Regions from separate parts of the Homo sapiens genome. Here region 1 is linked to region 2. Evidence: chromatin contacts called from ENCODE Hi-C or POLR2A ChIA-PET data. All regions are on one chromosome and are shown on one strand. The core of a region is the stretch at or near the end of the contact, and the rest is flanking DNA. Distances in the headings are between cores, read along the strand shown.

Region 1 (3,915 bases), core at 1,057-3,556, 170 kb after region 2:
GAATTACCCTGTCTGGCCTGAAAGGAGTGGGTTTCCAAGTGAGACTCCAAGTGTACCAAGTGTCTAATGGGCAATCCATTTACACATCTCTTCCCATATTATTCAAGTGCAAACTGTACTCCATAAGTATTTTCAGTTTTATTTCTTTACAAAACTTTTGAAAAGAATAAAAATAAATCCCTGGGTGGGATTATGCACAGGACAGAGAGATGCCACTAAGCCATGCCACCAAGCATTTGTGTTTATTAGAAGAGCATTCCTCCTATGAACATCATAGTTTATAGAGTCCCAACTAGATTATAATGTAGACACTTCTGTCAGATGATAATATGTCTGTAAAAAGTCTGCTAGATCTGTATTTTATTCATAAAGGCAATGGTGTGAAATATACACACAAAAGACCCATGTGTAAAAGGGCTCATGTGAGCGAAGCAGCAGCCGGGGAGAAGGCATATCCAACACACCTCAGGTGCAGTGGCGGCTTAAGGAGGCATCCCAGGAACACATTAATCAACACATTCAAGGAATGCATTAATCAACACTGCTATAACGGCTGGCATGCCCATTGTTTCACTGTAGCATGCTAAAGAGCACAGAGCAGCAATGTGAATGTGAATTTCCACCATGCTACAAGAAACAAAACCCTTTTCAGGACTGGCTCCATGCACCATATCCTACTCGACTCTTTCAATAGAAATCATTCTCTCCTGTATTCGTGGTAGTTTATGAACTTGCTTTCTGCAACAGTCAACCAGAAACAAAGAATCTTTACAGACCAGCTAAGTTTGACAATAGCTGTAGAAATGCCTTCTGCAGATATGAAAACTTGAATCCATCCAAGAGATTTTTTTCTTTGCCTTACAAAATGAATGCTGTCATGAAAGGCAAAATAAAAGAAAACAAAGCAAAGCAAAAAAAAAAAAACCCAAGCATCTATTTGTGTATGCAGTCAGTTGTGACAGCAACATACTGCATTACCAGCAGGGGCCTGGTCCTGGCCTCCTGCTCCACACTGGGTTTCATTTTCCTCCTGGGTAGTTCCCTAGATAACCCTCCTGTCAGGATTCGACTCCCTCCAAAAGCAGCCAGGGATGAAATGGCCAGATGCTGGAAGGAAGAGACATGATAAAATACCCGCAGAACCTAGGCACACATGTCTACCTTTGTATAGAGTACCATGTGGACCTGAACACCTGAGGCCTTCCAGTATTCCTGCTGTGTCTCACTTCCAATTGTCCATACTTGGAGTATCTCACCCATTAGGTTATGTTGCACAATTAAAGTTCAATAAATGATGATTCTGGTGATAAGAATGCTGAATACAAAGATCCTAACTCAATGAATAAGGGATGCCATTTATAACTTTCATTTGGAATAAGCTTCCTCTCAGGGTGAGAATTATTTTAATAGAGGTTGTACTTGCTGGGAACAAGAGCCACAGGGCAGTGCCCCTGCCTTTTGGTGGCACTGTTCTGGTCATTTTGGTGAACCTCAAAATTAAAGTCTATGGGTCACGAATCTAGACTTATTTCATCACGAGTTCTGATTCTAATAATCCCAGAAAACAGTTAAGAACTACAAGCCAAAAGTACAGCAAGGAAAAGAAATCAAATCCAGTAAGTATATGCAAGAAGCTATTTGCAAAGGTCACGCATTAGCCCTTTGGTGTATAAATGCTAAGTGCTCTACATTTCATGTACTGGAGTGACTCAGGCAGTTTTTTATTTCCAGTTTCAAACCAGATATTTCTCCCCACTAGGCTACAATGGGAGGAGAGGGGGGAACACATAAAAGTTGCAGGATTCCTTCTACTGACTACTAGCACCAATTATTGCTGCCACAAAAACATAATGCCACTGTTTTCATCATTGTCTCACTATGGCATTATCCTTACCCAGCTATCTCCCAAGAGAAAATGCTGATGTCTTTCTTCAAACACATTTCAACTGCTCTTTCTGAGCCTTCAGAAACAGCTATCAAACTGAGCAGCCCAGAGTGGTGGGAGTGGTGAGAAGGGGGATAAGGTGAGATGTCCAGAGAAAAATGGCTGTGTCCCATAAGAATAATGAGGACAGGATGCAAGAGGCAGAAATGAGATGCCTAATCAATAAAGGCATCTCAATCACGGATGTGAATAAAACTCAGAGATAAATATCAGGAAATGTATAATTTAGCCTCCCTACAGAAATGTTGCACATTGAATTTAATATGCTTCCATCTGACCCCAGGACAGAGAGCACTGCTCAGACTTCATGTGGAAATGGAAAGCTGAGCAGTCGCCTGGGTTGAAAGAACAGAATGTTCTTCACTGCATTGTCATTCAGCTTCCAGGAATGCTGCATTTCAGTGGTAAGTAGTCATTCTGTGAAAAAGTTCATCACGATCACAATAGAGGGACTGTCCAAGTATGCTAATGTTTCAAGAGATGTCACTTAGTTGAAATCTGTGCCTTGCCTTCATGCTATGTCACAATGAAGAGGGAGGAAGTTAATTTGTATAAGAAAAGATTGTTCTAGTTTTCCAGATGACTACATATTGAATCAAACTTTACTGGTATAAAACAATAAAGAGGTAAATATTTTTTACTTGGAGTTAGATCCCTGTCTTGGTTTTTATAAGTTCTAGGCATCCCAGAGTAACTGCTTTATTCATGAGCTTTTAATCTTCAGCTTCATGGGGCAAGTATTCTTTCTGTGGGTGCTGGGTCTTCTTGATTTGACTGGTATCAACTAAACTCAGCCTTAAAATGATCCTGTAGGACAAAATTTTGATAGCTGTCTTTACTGTTAAATTGTATTAAAAATTGGCCAGGCATGGTGGCTCATGCCTGTAATTCCAGTACTTTGTGAGGCCAAGGCAGGCAGATCACTTGAGGCCAGGAGCTCAAGACCAGCCTGGCCAACATGGTGAAACCCTGTCTCTATTAAAAATGCAAAAAGTAGCCAGGCATGTTGGTATGCATCTGTAATTGTAGCTACTCAGGAGGCTGAGGGATGAGAATCACTTGAACCCGGGAGGTGGAGTTTGCAGTGAGCAGAGATCGCGCCATTGCACTGCAACCTGGGTGACAAGTGAGACTCCATCTCAAGAAAGAAATAAATTAAATAAATAAATAGCATTAAAATTGTATAACTATTAGGATTTTGTAATAAAATACAGGTTCACTTTTACAAATCAACTTAATTATAAGATAAAAGTCTTTTTACTCTTACCAGTTTTACTATTATCTATTCAGGATGTAACTACCCTTCTCCTAAGATGTACATATAACTTTAACAACTCGGTATTGTAAAGTCCAAGGGAAAGAACAAATTTCAAGTCATCCACAAAAACAGTCAGTAAATGACTCCAGCACCTTGTCAGGTTATTCTTCATACACAGCTTGCTGCCAAATGGGAACATGCTTTAAGGTGCAGCCTGGGCATTCTTCTTCCTCAGACTCCTTATGGTTACTACTAGGACCAAACTTACACGAATGTGGCCAGCAGAAAACTCATTTTACGAAGTGATTTCAGAGGTATCCTCTCTCCTCACTCTGGTTGATTATCAAAATGCCACCACTAGCAGCCTTGCATTTTAGCTCAAGGTTTTCAATGCAGGTAGAAGACAGATTTCCCAGGGAGAGAATGTACACATTAGGGTTAATGGCAAACGTGAGCAGTTTTTATGTGTGACACTGGATAAGGGCAGACAGAGGGCACTTCCCAAACAGAAGGATGTGGGATGGGCCTGAGAGTTTGCAAACCACAGTCCACAATTCTGGCTGCATGCATTTTTCTGAACATCACAGCATGCCAGTGAATGTGGGAAAAACTACTGAAAACTCTAAGTAGCTACGAAAAAAACTTATTTATTCTAATGTCAGAGGCCAAATACTTGAATAGCCTAGGGACATTCTGAGTATAAGTGTGCTTT
Region 2 (3,437 bases), core at 911-3,410:
GCGCCCGGCCAAAAGCTGTGTCATTTCTAAGCAAAAATTAACCAGTCTTACAGTGTGAGACCCAGCTAGGACTTTAGAGATAATTATAGTTCTCTTTGTCCTTGAGAAAAAATGAAAATCTAGAGAGTTAAATGACTCAGCTAAAGCCACACATTAGTCCACGGCCACCTCACTGTAACAGCCCACAGTGGACGCCATGTTTCTTTTGTTGTTTGGCGTGGTAGCTTTGTGGCATAGTCACACTAGCACTCTTGAAGATTTCAGTGAATCTGGGGGAATGGGAATGTTTTGTAAGAGAATAAGTTGTACTAAATAATTTAATCCCCTCATCAACCTGTGAGGTAGACACTAAATTATTCTCATTTTATAAATGAGGAAACTGAGGCACAAAGAAGTTAAGTAACTTGCCTATCATCACACAGATATCAACATTTCTTTTAATTCCCCCGAGATGAACTGAAATAGCAAGAAAGCAGGGGAAGTAGAGTAGTAAAGATCAGGTTGTTGGGGGCCAGTCTCAGGTATCAAATGGCAGAACCAATCCTCCCAGGGACCTTCCCTTCCATCACGCTGAACTGTGCCAGGAAAAATTGTGAAAATCTTTGAAATGAACAAAAATATTACTTGGTATCTTATGTAGTATATCTTTCCTGTTTATTTCTGTGTTTGAGCTACTTTACAACTCTGTACTCTTAGAATACTGATAGTAGTACAAACGACTCTTGTCCATGGAAATGCCAGTCGTGTCCTGTAGAGATGCAGTTCATTATTGCCATATAGATATTGATAGATACAGATACCAGCCAATTGATTTCAGCATTTCTGATGGCCTATACATGTGTGTTTTTTAAAAACTTCTCCTTTGAACTGGTCATAACATTCTCTTGTTTCTCTCATTAATGAACAAATTGAATAGAATCTTTGGTATATATTTGCTTTATATTTGTATAAGAGTCATGATTTTGCCTTTAAAAATATTAACCCTTAACATCTGCTTGGCATTCCTAAGTGTGCCTGTGTGGTGTATGTGGTTTCTCCTGCATGGAATGTTTTGCCTACTTTATCTAGATCAAGGATCAGCACTCTACAACCCACAGGTCCATGCTGGCCACTGCCTGCTTTTATGGGGCCTGCAAACTAAGAACGGCTTTTACATTTTTAGATATTAAGAAAAATTTTAAAAAATAGTATTTTGTGACATATAGCAATGATATGAAATACAAATTTTTGCACTCACAAATAGTTTAATTAGAACTGTCCAATTGATTATCTACATATTGTCTACAGCTGCCTTGTTTATGCTACAATGGCAGAGTTGAGTAGTTGTGAGAGACCATACCACCTGCAAAGCCAAAAACTCCTACTAGCTGACACTTTACAGAAAAATTTGTTAAGCAATGATCTACTTCATGCTGCTAGAGTCTCAGTATCACCTCCAGGTCATTTTCTCTACTCCTCCATTCTGGGCTGTGTTTCCATTTCCTGATGCATGTAATCCCCCGTGTGTGTGTCTACTTTAGCAGTTGCCATCCCTGCTGTGTGGCTGACTCTCTCCTTATACCTCCACATCTAGTCTGTAAAGCCTTCAAGGACATGGGTTTTGTCTTATTTACCCTTCCATCCCCAATGCCTAAGATAGTGACTGGCACGTAATTTGCACTCAAAATTTGTTGAATAAATGCTTCTTATCCTGTACTGGGTAACAAGGGCATTTGCATAGCATGGTATTCCGAACAAGTATTTAACAACTGGCTAGCTATCAACCTTATTTTTAAGATAAGATGACAGAAATCAGTTTTTATCTTAATCCCCAGAAATGAAATGATACAGCAAGGAAGTGTTCGGGTAGAGGCAGTGAAGACAAGCTTGCTGGGGCTTGGCAAGAGTGGCTGTGCTCTGAGAAGGTGGAATGTGCCTGGATGAGAGCACATGTTTAAAACATCTTAAGGAGACTGCCCAGTTCTAACCAGTGTCCAACCTGGGCAGAGATCGGAACAGCTTCTGGGAGTAGCTTTCTCATTGTTTTTCACCTGCCTACTTATCTGTGGGTTTCAGAGTCCCTTCTGCTTGTCTTTCCATCTCCATTAATTCTTTGGTTTTTCTGCTTTGCCCTTCTTGTCATGTCAAGAAACTTTCACCTTGGTCTTGTGGCTTCCTGTATCACTCAGTGTGTCTTACCCAAGCACGTCTCCGGAGGCCAGTTCTGCTTTCTCAGGCAGCTCTTTGTGCTGCTCCAAATTTTCACTTCCGGAAGGTATCATTGGTGAGGAAAGCCAAGGGGTCACGTCACATTCAGTAATCAATATGGGATTTAGGTGATTAAAATAGCTTAGAGAATGAAAATATGGTTAGGAACAAGATTTTCAGAAAACTCTAAGCACTCTTTCAGAACTAAGCATTGTACGATTACAACTGCTCCCCAAATTGGCATCAGTTCTTTTCTGAATCTGTTGATTCTCTTCCTCAGTCTTCAGGTGTGCTTCTCTGCCTTGTCCTGCTACAGGATTTGTCATCACTTGGATGATCTAGGAATTCAGGTCCCAGACTTGAAATCATGTGGAGTCTTATATCTCCTCCGCCTACCATAGGCCTAAGCACAAATGTCAGTTCCTCAAAGGCAGTGACCTTCTGTTTCCTTTGCAACCCTCCCACATCTGGCATATTATAGAAGCTACAGGAGGTATTGGCATTGATAAGATCATATTTCCATTTCCCACATGTTATGGGTTGAATTGTGTACTGTACCCCTCCCTCTAAATTCATATGTGGAAGTCCTAATTCCTAGTACCTCAGAGTGTGAACTTATCTAAGAAGGGGGTCATTGTAGATGTAATTAAAGTTAAGATGAGGTCATACTGGAGTGGGGTGGGCCCCTAATCCAATATGACTCGTATCCCCTTTCACATACAAAAAGGGAAATTTGGAAATACAGAGACGTGTATATAAGAAAAACACCACGTGAAGACTAGAGTTCTGCTGCCACAAGCCCAGGAACCAGAAGCTAGGAGAGAGGCCTGGAACAGCTCTTTTTCCAGCACCTTCAGAGGAAGCATGGCCCTGCTGGCACCTTGATCTTGGACTTCTAGCCTCCAAAACTGTGAGAAGATAAAATTCTATTTTTTTTTTTTTTTTTTATTGAGACAGTCTTGCTCTGTTGCCCAGGCTGGAGTGCAGTGCCATGATCTCGACTCACTGTAACCTCCGCCACCTGAGTTCAAGAAATTCTCCTGCCTCAGCCTCTCGAGTAGCTGGGACTACCAGCGTGCGCCACCAGGCCCGGCTAATTTTTTTGTATTTTTAGTAGAGACGGTTTTGCCACATTGGCCGGGCTGGTCTTGAACTCCTGACCTCAGGTGATCCACCTGCCTCAGCCTCCCAAAGTGCTGGGATTACAGGCGTGAGCCACCGTGCCTGGGAAAGTTCTATTGTTTAAACTA

What was found. A loop is a pair of places that touch in the nucleus more often than their neighbours do. ChIA-PET counts read pairs that join two places held with the same protein, here RNA polymerase II (POLR2A). Pooled maps may share reads with other maps.
Region 1: a map with no recorded cell type shows a loop between it and region 2 (8-fold over the local background). The contact joins two enhancer-like sites. A Hi-C loop is called at or near these places in 2 of 37 single-sample maps with no recorded cell type and 2 of 50 pooled maps. POLR2A ChIA-PET finds 5 or more read pairs at or near these places in 1 of 52 experiments (T-cell).

Annotation. Positions count from the first base shown.
Region 1 is chr7:108,306,770-108,310,684 of GRCh38, forward strand. The region is part of intron 3 of NRCAM (neuronal cell adhesion molecule); the gene reads right to left. Among named protein-coding and RNA genes, the nearest start is that of NRCAM, 150 kb to the right of the region's middle. RefSeq lists a silencer at 2,176-2,470. Within about 2 kb of position 2,307, at least 3 of the 41 ENCODE cell types and tissues checked have a DNase peak (open chromatin) inside an H3K27ac peak, as active enhancers do.
Region 2 is chr7:108,133,636-108,137,072 of GRCh38, forward strand. No RefSeq gene overlaps it. Among named protein-coding and RNA genes, the nearest start is that of LAMB4, 5.0 kb to the left of the region's middle. Within about 2 kb of position 2,161, at least 4 of the 41 ENCODE cell types and tissues checked have a DNase peak (open chromatin) inside an H3K27ac peak, as active enhancers do.